Linked DNA regions of Homo sapiens: regions 1 and 2 are each linked to region 3. A link is a contact called in ENCODE Hi-C or POLR2A ChIA-PET data. All regions are on one chromosome and are shown on one strand. Each heading gives the region's core, a stretch centred on a gene start or an enhancer-like site at or near the end of the contact. The rest is flanking DNA. Distances are from core to core; before and after follow the strand shown. Region 1 has its middle 19 kb from the start of PIK3R5-DT. Region 2 holds the start of WRAP53 (WD repeat containing antisense to TP53). Region 3 holds the start of NDEL1 (nudE neurodevelopment protein 1 like 1).

Region 1 (4,130 bases), core at 1,526-4,025, 550 kb after region 3:
GGCTCATAAATTTTAAAACTTAGATGAAATGGCCATTTTTTTCCTGGAAAAAAAATAACAAAACCAGCTCATTCCAATTATGTACAAACCCTTTCAGATGACTGAAGAAGAAAGAATAGTCCCCAACTCATTTTATGAGGGCACCATAACCTTGATATCCAAACTAGATAAAGATAGAAGAAATAAAAATTACAGGCCGATTTTATTTGTGACGCTAGATACAAAGATAGGAAACCAAAAATGATTATACATTATGACCACTTGGGTTTAACCCAGGAATGCAAGGGTAATTTGGCAGCAGAAAATTCTATGGTGTCATTCATCATATTAACCGTGTAAGAGTCCGACAGGACGCTTAAAAGGCATTTCATAAAATTATCAGTGTTTGGGGGCGGGGGGGAAATCTCTTAGAAAACTAAGAATAGAATTTCCCTAACCTGAAATAGAGTATTTAGTAAATGCCTATAATAAACACTTAATTTTAACAAAGAAATACTAGGAAGAATCCTATTTATTCGTTTATTTATTTATTTTGAGACAGTCTCGCTCTGTCCCCCAGGTTGGGTTGCAATGGCGAGATCTCGGCTCATTGCAACCTCACCTCCCAGGTTCAAGCGATTCTCCTGCCTCAGCTTCCCGAGTAGCTGGGATTACAGGCACGTGCCACCACGCCCGGCTAATTTTTTGCATTTTTAGTAGAGATGGGGTTTCACCATGTTAGCCAGGATGGTCTCCATCTCCTGACTTCGTGATCGGCCCACCTCGGCCTCCCAAAGTGTAGGGATTACAGGCATGAGCCACCACGCTCGGCCGAAGCATCCTTTTTAATATCAGGCATAAGCTACAACATAGATGAACCTTGTAAACTTTATTCTAAGTGAAACAAGCCAGTTGCAAATCACCCCTGTATTGTGTGATTGCATTTGTATGAAATGTTTGGAACAGTCAAATTCATAAAGACAGAAAGTCAACTGGTGGCTGCTTAGGGATGGTTGGAAAGAAATAGTTAAGTGACTGCTAATGGGCATGGGGTTTGTTTTTGGGGTGATGAAAATGCTGATTGGGGTGATGGTTGCACAACTCTGAATATCCTAAAAACCACTTTAAATGAGTGATTTGTTTGGGATGTAACTTTTTTCTCAACAAAGGTATTTTTGAAAAAGCATGTGAAGAGCAGGGTGTTTCCAAGAGCAGTTAATTTTAAATAAACACATATGGATTCAAAAAAAAAAAGATCAGGCACAAGACAAGGATGTGCCTTGTTACCACTTCTATTCACCATTATATCAGATACCCCAGCCAGAATATTAAGATAACAACACAATTTAAAAACATTGTAAAGGAAGAAGAAAAGGCCATTATTCAAAGAGTATATGCTTGTCTATACAGAAAACTGAAAAGAAGACACAAAGAAATTATTAAAAATAGGCCAAGCACGATGGCTCATGCCTGAAATCCTAGCACCTTGGGAGGCTGAGGCAGGTGGATTGTCTGAGGTCAGGAGTTTGAGACCAGCCTGGCCAACATGGTGAAACCCCGTCTCTACTAAAAATACAAAAATTAGCTAGGTGTGGTGGCTGATGCCTGTAATCCCAGCTACTACGAAGGCTTAGGCAGGAGAATCGCTTGAACCTGGGAGGTGGAGATTGCAGTGAGCTGAGACTGCGCCATTGAACTCCAGCCTGGGCAACAAGAGCAAAACTCCATCTAGAAGGAAAGGAAAGGAAAGGAAAGGAAAAAGGAAAGGAAAGGAAAGGAAAGGAAAGGAAAGGAAAGGAAAGGAAAGGAAAGGAAAGGAAAGGGGGAGGGAGAGAGACAGAGAGAGAAAGAAAGAAAGAAGAAAGAAGAGTGAGCGAGCAAAAGAAAGAAAGAAATTATTAGAAATAAGATTGGCAGTTAAGATAACTGGCTCTAGAATCACTGTACAAAAAAATGGATTCCGTTGCTGTACACCAGCAACTAACAAAATACATATTTTTTTAAATTACAAGATAATTGTTGCAACATAAGCTAGGACAGTAAACATAAAACATTTACAAGACAATATACAGAATACTGTAAAACTTCACTGAAAAACATAGAAATAATTGGCAAGTTATCCCATTTTATGGACAAAATGTATTATAAAAATATCAACTCTCTTCAAACTGACCTATAAGATTCAATGCAATCCTGGAGAAGCACTTCCAAAACGGCAGAGTGGAGACCCCCCAAAATTCATTCCTCCATAAAAGCAGTGAGAACACTGGCAAAAAAAATAAAAAATAAATAAAATAAAAACCTTTTTAGAACTCTGTAAATTAACCAAAAACTTGCAACAATCTCAGGAGCATTTATTCAAGAAAAAATGCTGACTCTCAGTAAGAACAGTGAGTTCTGCAGCATTTTTAACTTCCCCTGTTCTCATCTCCCTCTCCCCAGCTCTGAGGTAGACTTGAAAATCTTACAACCATGGTAGCTGTGCAAAGCAGCAATGTTGCAGCCACTGGAGGAGGCAGGTGGTTTTGGGGCACCCCCAAAGGTCCCATCCCAGAGAACTGTCACTATTTGACTGCGCTGGCAATTCCCTGGAAAAGCCCCATTCACAGATGTTTTTATTTGACCTGACTCAGAGCTTGCCCTACTACTGGAGTATTTGTTGAAAGCAATCAACAGCAATTGTTTAACAGTGCAGCTGCCTCTGGCAAAATCTGGGAAATGAGCTAGGGGGCTTTGGAAAGCTCTGACATAGTCCTGGAGATCTAGAAGAGTAGGCACATGTTCATGCCCGTGAAAGACCTGACAAGGCCCCAGTCTCTCACCTCAAGCTGACCTTCGGCATGTGCTCAAGCAGGAAGTGAAAGTTAAGGCAGAGATGTAAACTAACTAGGGCAATCAGAGTGTTTGTCAACACACACGCACAGTTCCCTGGCAAAGTGCAGGGAGATCAATTGGTTTGGGCATTTAAAGAACCTCTATTTAAACATTAGCTGACCACTAAGCTAAAGGAGCACAGACTTCCTTGGCCACACAAAACAAATAATACAGACTTCATAGAATTAGTACAGGAAAGCCACTAAACAAACTAAACAGTAGCAGCAACAACAATATCAACAAACAGCAGCAACAACAAACGCTGGGAAGGGGGTGTGAATCTGATTTCCAAATGTAAAATGTCCTGTTTTCAACTACAAATTATGAGGCACTCAAAGAAACAGTATATCCCACACACAGGAAATAAAAGTCAATAGAAATTGTCTCAGAGGAAGCCAGATGTTGGACATACTAAATAAAGACTAAATCAGTCTTTATAAACACGTTAAAAGAAAAACATGTCTCATAGCAAAGTATAAGAATGAAGTCTCACCAAATCTGATGCGACCAACCCCAAGAAAAAATCCCAACAAAGTTGTAAGTGGAATTTGCTCAGGTGTTTCAGTACTGTATATGGAAGAGCAAGGGACTGAGAATATACAAGATACTCCTAGGAAGAAGTGTGGCCAGGCACAGTGGCTCACGCCTGTAGTCCCAGCTACTCGGAAGGCTGAGGTAGGAGGTTGAGGCTGCAGTGAGCCAAGATTGCACCACTGAACTCCAGCCTGGGCAACAGAGTGAGACCCTGTCTCAAAAAAAAGGAAGTGGGTGGGCAGAGGTGGTGGTGTGGTTTTTCCTTATGAAGGATCAAAATGCGTCCTAAAGCTATGACTGGGTGGTACTGGTGCAGGTATAGGCAGGTCAGTGGAAATAGATCTGCACATATGTGGAAGTATGATTTAAGACCTAGATGGCATTACAGGTCAGAGGAGAAAGGGGGAGCCCTTTCAATACATGTTGCTGGCATAGTTGATAATTCATATACAAAAATAAAATAGAATCCTTTCTATCTTGTACATAACACAAAATTAGTTCCATATGAATTACACTTTATCAGCTAACGGAAATTTTCTAGTTTGATGAATTTTTATTCTGAACAAGTGTTGAATTTTATCCAGTGCTTTTTCTGCATCTATTGAGATGATCATATGTCTTTTTATCCTTTGTATTGTTTCATGGTGAATTTCATTGGTTGATCTTTTAATATTAAACCAATTTTCCAATCCTAGAAAATACTCCACTTTGTCATATGCATTATCTTACTTGTACACTGTGGG
Region 2 (3,693 bases), core at 788-3,287, 750 kb before region 3:
GGGCACACCATTCAAAGAAGGGGAGGGATTGAGGTTTGCATCAAAACAAATACCCCTGCCTTTGCAAAGGCCATAACTAAGTAATCCAGAAAAAGAAATGCAGGCGGAGAATAGCAGCCTCCCTCTGCCAAGTAAGAGGAACCGGCCTAAAGGACATTTTCTCTCTCTCTCCTCCCCTCTCATCGGGTGAATAGTGAGCTGCTCCGGCAAAAAGAAACCGGAAATGCTGCTGCAAGAGGCAGAAATGTAAATGTGGAGCCAAACAATAACAGGGCTGCCGGGCCTCTCAGATTGCGACGGTCCTCCTCGGCCTGGCGGGCAAACCCCTGGTTTAGCACTTCTCACTTCCACGACTGACAGCCTTCAATTGGATTTTCTCCATCTAGCGGAGCCGGGGGCTGCCTGGAAAGATCGCTCCAGGAAGGACAAAGGTCCGGAAGTTGTGGGACCTTAGCAGCTTGGGCTCCCCGGATCACCCCCAAATGATCATTTCGGAATGGAGCCCCAGTTTTCACTAGGATGCCATGGGCTCTAAAATATACAGCTATGAGTTCTCAATGTTTCGAGATCCAAAAGTCTCAGACCTCAATGCTTTGTGCATCTTTTATTTCAGGGATTCCCTACGCCCAGCACCGGGTGGATGTGCAAAGAAGTACGCTTTAGGCCGGCTCAAGGTTCCCCAAAGCTCCACTCCTCTGCCTAGGCGTTCAACTTTGAGTTCGGATGGTCCTAACATCCCCATCATCTACACCCAGGTCTCCCAACAATGCAACTCCTATGATGATCCCTCTAGCCAAGCTTCCATCCCACTCACCCCCAAACTCGCTAAGTCCCCACTGCCCCACCCCCAGCCCCAGCGATTTTCCCGAGCTGAAAATACACGGAGCCGAGAGCCCGTGACTCAGAGAGGACTCATCAAGTTCAGTCAGGAGCTTACCCAATCCAGGGAAGCGTGTCACCGTCGTGGAAAGCACGCTCCCAGCCCGAACGCAAAGTGTCCCCGGAGCCCAGCAGCTACCTGCTCCCTGGACGGTGGCTCTAGACTTTTGAGAAGCTCAAAACTTTTAGCGCCAGTCTTGAGCACATGGGAGGGGAAAACCCCAATCCCATCAACCCCTGCGAGGCTCCTGGCACAAAGCTGGACAGTCGCCATGACAAGTAAGGGCAAGTAATCCGCCTGCCGGAGGAAGCAAAGGAAATGGAGTTGGGGAGGAGGGTGCAGAGTCAGGATTCTCGCCGACCTGGTGCCGTAGATACTAACATTTTGGGGTGGAAAATTCTGCAAGCCAGAGCTGTGAGGGCAGAATTGGTGGAAATCATTTTGGAGGAATCCTGCATTGTGTCAAATATGAAGGGTGGAAGGAAGAAAGCTTTTGCGTTTGCTCTCAGCTGGATCCTTTCTTCTCATCAGTTAAAATGTCATTTTTTAGGAAGGCTTTCCGTAATATCACACCCTAACGTTTTCTCCCAGATACTTTATATCACACCATCTTATTTAATCTCCTTCACAACCCTTATCACTCTGATAAGATTTATTTGTTCATTGCTTTCAGTACATGGAAACGTAAGCCTTATGAGGATATAGAATTTTTCTACTATCTTATTCATTGTTGTATTCCTGAGTGCCTATATCAGTGCTGGGTAGCAAGTAAGAGCTCGATAATAAATATTTTTTGAATGAGGGAGACAGGTCTGAAGCCTGGAGAATGAGATGCAGAAGAGGTGCAAGACCTGCTGCGCCCTCTGCAGGCGGCGGGGGGGCGGTGCAGGTGCTTTAAGAATTACCGCGGGACTCGGTAGGGGGAGCGTAGGCGCTTCTCGCCAAGATAGAAGCGTTCAGACTACAACTCCCAGCAGCCACGAGGAGCCCTAGGGCTTGATGGGAACGGGAAACCTTCTAACCTTTCACGTCCCGGCTCCGCGGGTTCCGTGGGTCGCCCGCGAAATCTGATCCGGGATGCGGCGGCCCAATCGGAAGGTGGACCGAAATCCCGCGACAGCAAGAGGCCCGTAGCGACCCGCGGTGCTAAGGAACACAGTGCTTTCAAAAGAATTGGCGTCCGCTGTTCGCCTCTCCTCCCGGGAGTCTTCTGCCTACTCCCAGAAGAGGAGGGAAGCACAGGTGGGTTTCTTTAGCTCTGCGTCGGATCCCTGAGAACTTCGAAGCCATCCTGGCTGAGGCTAATCTCCGCTGTGCTTCCTCTGCAGTATGAAGACTTTGGAGACTCAACCGTTAGCTCCGGACTGCTGTCCTTCAGACCAGGACCCAGCTCCAGCCCATCCTTCTCCCCACGCTTCCCCGATGAATAAAAATGCGGACTCTGAACTGATGCCACCGCCTCCCGAAAGGGGGGATCCGCCCCGGTTGTCCCCAGATCCTGTGGCTGGCTCAGCTGTGTCCCAGGAGCTACGGGAGGGGGACCCAGTTTCTCTCTCCACTCCCCTGGAAACAGAGTTTGGTTCCCCTAGTGAGTTGAGTCCTCGAATCGAGGAGCAAGAACTTTCTGAAAATACAAGCCTTCCTGCAGAAGAAGCAAACGGGAGCCTTTCTGAAGAAGAAGCGAACGGGCCAGAGTTGGGGTCTGGAAAAGCCATGGAAGATACCTCTGGGGAACCCGCTGCAGAGGACGAGGGAGACACGTAAGTGGTGATGGCAGTGGAGTGTGGAGTCTGGGGAGATGAAGTGTGAGGTCGATCTGTCCTCTGGTCCTGAGACCCACTTCTCCAGGCCTCTGCCCCCTTTGCTTGGCGACCCAGGTTTATTGTCCCCCATCTTCCTTTCAGCGCTTGGAACTACAGCTTCTCCCAGCTGCCTCGATTTCTCAGTGGTTCCTGGTCAGAGTTCAGCACCCAACCTGAGAACTTCTTGAAAGGCTGTAAGTGGTAAGGATAACAACGGGGCAGGGAGCTGACCACCCCCGAGATTTTCACTGTAAAACAGTCCAGTTTTCTAGGAGAGGGATGCCCCAGAGCTGGGAGAAGCGGCACGTAGCCCTTTTAGACTGAGCTTACATTTTATCTAGCAGTTTGTGTCTTCTACTTCCCTCAAGGATTCAGGGGGGCTTACCTACCCCAGAGGCAGGCTCAGCCCTAGCCCTACACTTGAAAAGCATAGGTCTGGCCAGCTTTCTAACTCTCCCCTGTTTCTAGGGCTCCTGACGGTTCCTGCATCTTGACCAATAGTGCTGATAACATCTTGCGAATTTATAACCTGCCCCCAGAGCTGTACCATGAGGGGGAGCAGGTGGAATATGCAGAAATGGTAAGGACTGGGGCTAACTGCCTCTTCATCAATGCTGCACATTTAAGTCCTTCGTGGAGATGGAAAAAGTGTAGTCCAAGTGTTTCCTGTTCACAAACGGGACTGTTTTTCAAGACGAGTTTCCACATGTAGCGTTTTCTGCCCCGAATTCTGAAGTTATTTAGAGAGAGGTTTCCCCTTTCTTTAATTAGGAATCTGTGTTTTTTGCTAAAAAGTAGTGAATTTCTTGTGGCAGCATATATATATTTCTATTTCTTATTTTTTTGAGACAAGGTCTTGCTCTGTCACCCAGGCTGGAGTGCTGTGGTGTGATCTCGGCTCACTGCAACCTCTGCCTCCCGGGTTCAAGCGATTCTCCTGCCTCAGCCTCACAAGTAGCTGGTATTACAGGCGCACGCCATCACACTCGACTAATTTTTATAGTTTTAGTA
Region 3 (3,891 bases), core at 1,385-3,884:
ATTGTGTAGGCCAAATCTGTTGAGATATCTGTGGTGCTGGCTATTGTTTCTGCTGTTAATCATTGATCCTTTTCAATTAGCACATGAACAAGATTACTTTTTTTCCTCACAAATTGATGTGGAGGGTCTGCTGCTGTGGGCTTCATCTTCAACATCATCATGTTTCTTCTTAAAATGAATTATCCATTTGTAAACTGCTGACTTCTTTTGGGGCTTTGTCCTTTTACACTTTTATAAAGCGTCAATGATTCCACCATTTTTCCACCCAGGCTTCACCATAAATTTAGTATTTTGTATTGCTTCAATTTTGTAGAATATGTGTTCTGATAGGGACTCTCTTCAAACTGATTTCTTATCTTTCTTGGTGCTTCAAGCTAGATCCTGTTCAGACATGTTATAGCAAGTTAGAACAAATTTATTTTGGTGCAAACATTTATTTTATTTTTTTAGAGACAGGTGTCTCACTGTGCTGCCCAGGCTGGTCTCGAACTTCTGGGCTCAAGTGATCTGTCTACCTCAGCTTCCCAGAGTGCTGGGATTACAGGTATGGGCCACCATGCTTGGCCCTGTGCAAAAAAAAAATTGGAAATCCATGCATAGTTTTTTCATAATATGCATATTATTCATAATATTATTCATAATAGGCATATGTAATATGTTACCTTTCCCACAAACCCCATTAATCCCTTCTCTGATCTTTATTGATTTGGGTACCTCTTACAATCCATCTTGCATTGTTCCTGTTTATGTCCATCGCCCTCAAAAATATAAACTGGGCCTCCTAGGCTCACTTTGTTTTCACCTTGAGGCATGTCTTACACATTATTTTTGTGTTCACACCCACAAATCCAATCCTAAAAGCACTGAAATTGGAAAGGATTACATTGCGTGCCGCATGGAGGCTGGTGCCTGTAATCCCAGGACTTTGTGGGGGGCTGAGGTGGGAAGATTGCCTGAAGTCAGGAGTTCTTTTTTGTTTTGTTTTGTTTGTTTTTAGACGGAGTCTCACTCTGTCGCCCAGGTTAGAGTGCAGTGGTGCTCACTGCAACCTCCGCCTCCCGGGTTCGAGCGATTCTCCTGCCTCAGCCTCCGGAGTAGCTAGGATTACAGGTGCCCACCATCATGCCTGGCTAATTTTTGTACTTTTAGTAGAGACAGGGTTTCACCATGTTGGCCAGGCTGGTCTCGAAGTCCTGGCCTCAGGTGATTTGCCCGCCTCGGCTTCCCAAAGTGCTGCAGCGCCTGGCCGAAGTCAGGAGTTCTTGACCAGCCTGGGCAACACAGTAGACCCCATCTCCTAAAGGAAAGGATTACCTTGTACATTATACAGCAAAAGTTCTTAAAATTGTTTTTAAAATGTATCTCTTCCTTTAAGTTTCCACTCCCTATGTAAGTTGCCTATCCCTCTTTCCCTCCTTTTTGGGCTAGTATCGTCTCCAGCTTGCTTCCAAGTCCGCTAGGGAATACACACGCGCGCACACACACATACACGTGTGTGTTTACGTACTAAAAATATATAAACATTAATAATGCAAGATGGGGCCGGGCGCTGTGTCTCACGCCTGTAATCCCAGCACTTTGGGAGGCCGAGGCGGGCGGATCACGAGGTCAGGAGTTCGAGACCAGCCTGGCCAACATGGTGAAACCCCGTCTCTACTAAAAATACAAAAATTAGTCGGGCGTGGTGGCAGGCGCCTGTAATCCCAGCTACTAGGGAGGCTGAGGCAGGAGAATTGCTTAAACCTGGGAGGCGGAGGTTGCAGTGAGCCGAGATCGCGCCACTGCACTCCAGCCTGGGCAACAAGAGCGAAACTCCGTCTCAAAAACAAACAAACAAACAAACAAACAAAAACCAAGATGGATTGTAAGAGGTATATATATACACATAGGACTCCATTTCTTGGGGGACCTGGAGGGGAGAAAGTCACACCCATACACACACGTACACGCATGTATACAAAAATGAATATATGCTCAGATATATACAATATATAAATGGGCAAATATAAAATCCCCTTTGTGCCAACGAATCCATTCATTCATTCATCAAATATTTGAGCGTCCACTTTGCCTAGAACCAAGTTATCTGTTGGGATGAGCAAGGCATAAGAGGTTCTAGCTCTCATAGAACTTAGAATTCTACTGGAGGAAGATGAGAACAAATACAAAATGTAAACAGTGGAAGTTCTGTAAAAACAACACAGAGCTTTGTGAGAGTGATGCTTAGAATGCTCCTGATGTTCCATTGGGTGTTCGAGCAGGGGGAATGGACTCGGAGGTGAACTATGAGCCGAGATTCATTTTATAAACGGGAACACAGACACATGGACACTTGAAGGGCCTTGGTGGCCAGAAAACTGAAGGCAGGTTCCCATCCGTCTTGGCACCACTCTCCCGAATAGCAGTTTCAGGGAACTGCACAAGCCAAAACCAGCCGGTCGCAGAGTCCAGGAGCGCCTGCGCAAGAGGACGCCTGCGCAAGAGGACGCCGTCAGCTTGGCGTCAGCGCGCCGGGCTCTGGCCCGCCCCCTGTGACACCAGCCCCGCCCCACCCCGCCCCGCATACCCGTGCGCTGCCGCGCATGCTCCGAGCCCCGCCCCCGTGCGTCACAGAATGGCCTCGGACACCCAGGCAGTCCCTGACGTGTCGGGGAGGAGCCGGGCGCGGAGGTACGCTGAGTGGAGCTCGGGGCTGCGTAGGGGAGCTGAGCCGAGCGGCTGGGCGGGCCTGGCCGGGCCGGCGGAGGGGAGACGTCGGTTGAGCGGCGGCGAACATGCGCTTTTGACACATTGGAGGTGAGCCTGCAGCGCGGGGCCGCTCCCTAAGGGGCTGCGCTGGGCCGGCGGCGCCGAGGCCTGCCCTTGGGGAGCCTTCCCGGCCCGGGGCCGTGTCTGAGGCTCCGCCGGGGCGGGCCGGGCCGGGTTCCGGGGCGGCCAGCCTGGGGGCAACTGTTCCAACCGCTCTAACTGTCCCCTCCCTTCCCTGGTCCGATGTGTGGCCCCCCAGGGGCGCCTGCAAGGGAACGATTCCGGTGGCCTCCGGAAGATGTGCCCCGTTCCGGGTAGGGTGAGGGCTGGCGGTGACGGAGGCCGGGACGTGGCACCGTGGGCTGGGGCGCTGGCGGCGCAAGGAGTGGCCCAGTCGGAGGTGGCAGCGGCGCGCCCAGCCCGCCTCCTCCTACCCCCTCTTCGAAATTCCTTCATTTGCGAGGGTGGCTTGGAGCGGGGTTGCATTTTGATCTCTCAGTGCCTCTCTCCCATGGGGGGCGAGAGCGCGAGCAGCCCACGTTGGGCTCGGATTGGCATTCTCCTGACTCCCGCCCGGAACTGCTAATCATCCTCCCCCTGGAGTTCGGCAAAGTGTCACCAACGGGCTCGGGTTACTTGTGCTCGACTCTTTTCTTGCTGTAAGCCATGAGATGACCCTTTAAGTTTTGCAAAGGAGGTGAGAGTTCTGTCACCACTGATTATTACCTTCTATTTACGTAGCACCTTTACACGTTTCAGAGCACTCTTCTTCCTATCTTTTTCTAACCGCATCACCTTGTGGTTGCAACTGATTATGTTATCGCCATTTCGATGGGTAAATGGAGCTGGGATGGGGGTAATTATTTATACTTAGGTTCAACCAACTGGTGAGTGGTTTAGCTTGGATCATAATTTACATTTCTAGGCTCGGAGTTCTGGTTTCTTTTCGTGGGATTTTTATACCCTTCTCAGCTACAAAACAAGGCAGAAAATGTGACTTGCCAAAGATATGCCAGAAGCTGGTAGATTACTTACTCAATTATTTTTGAGAAAACTCACCTAGGATAAAAACGGCTGCTCAGTCATGAGAAAAATCTTCCTGTGAAGCTTGTTCAGGAGTTGCTGGTTAATTGCTTTGCTAAA

What was found. Hi-C counts contacts between places; a loop is a spot of excess contacts on that map. ChIA-PET counts read pairs that join two places held with the same protein, here RNA polymerase II (POLR2A). Pooled maps may share reads with other maps.
Region 1: a loop to region 3 is called in a pooled map, with 2.6 times the contacts of the local background. The contact joins the enhancer-like site here to the promoter of NDEL1 in region 3. A Hi-C loop is called at or near these places in 1 of 37 single-sample maps with no recorded cell type and 4 of 50 pooled maps. POLR2A ChIA-PET finds 5 or more read pairs at or near these places in 1 of 52 experiments (naive thymus-derived CD4-positive, alpha-beta T cell).
Region 2: a pooled map shows a loop between it and region 3 (18-fold over the local background). The contact joins the promoter of WRAP53 here to the promoter of NDEL1 in region 3. A Hi-C loop is called at or near these places in 2 of 37 single-sample maps with no recorded cell type and 8 of 50 pooled maps. POLR2A ChIA-PET finds 5 or more read pairs at or near these places in 1 of 52 experiments (CD4-positive, alpha-beta T cell).

What each region holds. Positions count from the first base shown.
Region 1 is chr17:8,982,681-8,986,810 of GRCh38, forward strand. No RefSeq gene overlaps it. Among named protein-coding and RNA genes, the nearest start is that of PIK3R5-DT, 19 kb to the left of the region's middle. Within about 2 kb of position 2,776, at least 5 of the 41 ENCODE cell types and tissues checked have a DNase peak (open chromatin) inside an H3K27ac peak, as active enhancers do.
Region 2 is chr17:7,686,440-7,690,132 of GRCh38, forward strand. WRAP53 (WD repeat containing antisense to TP53) reads left to right here and starts at 2,038. Exons shown (of 11, transcript NM_001143992.2): 1 at 2,038-2,122; 2 at 2,209-2,640; 3 at 2,785-2,883; 4 at 3,151-3,262. The coding sequence starts at 2,210. TP53 (tumor protein p53) reads right to left here and starts at 1,051. Exons shown (of 11, transcript NM_000546.6): 1 at 938-1,051. RefSeq lists enhancers at 1-468, 1-1,141, 1,940-1,989.
Region 3 is chr17:8,433,250-8,437,140 of GRCh38, forward strand. NDEL1 (nudE neurodevelopment protein 1 like 1) reads left to right here and starts at 2,635. Exons shown (of 9, transcript NM_030808.5): 1 at 2,635-2,796. RefSeq lists silencers at 2,439-2,608, 2,709-2,908, 2,949-3,188.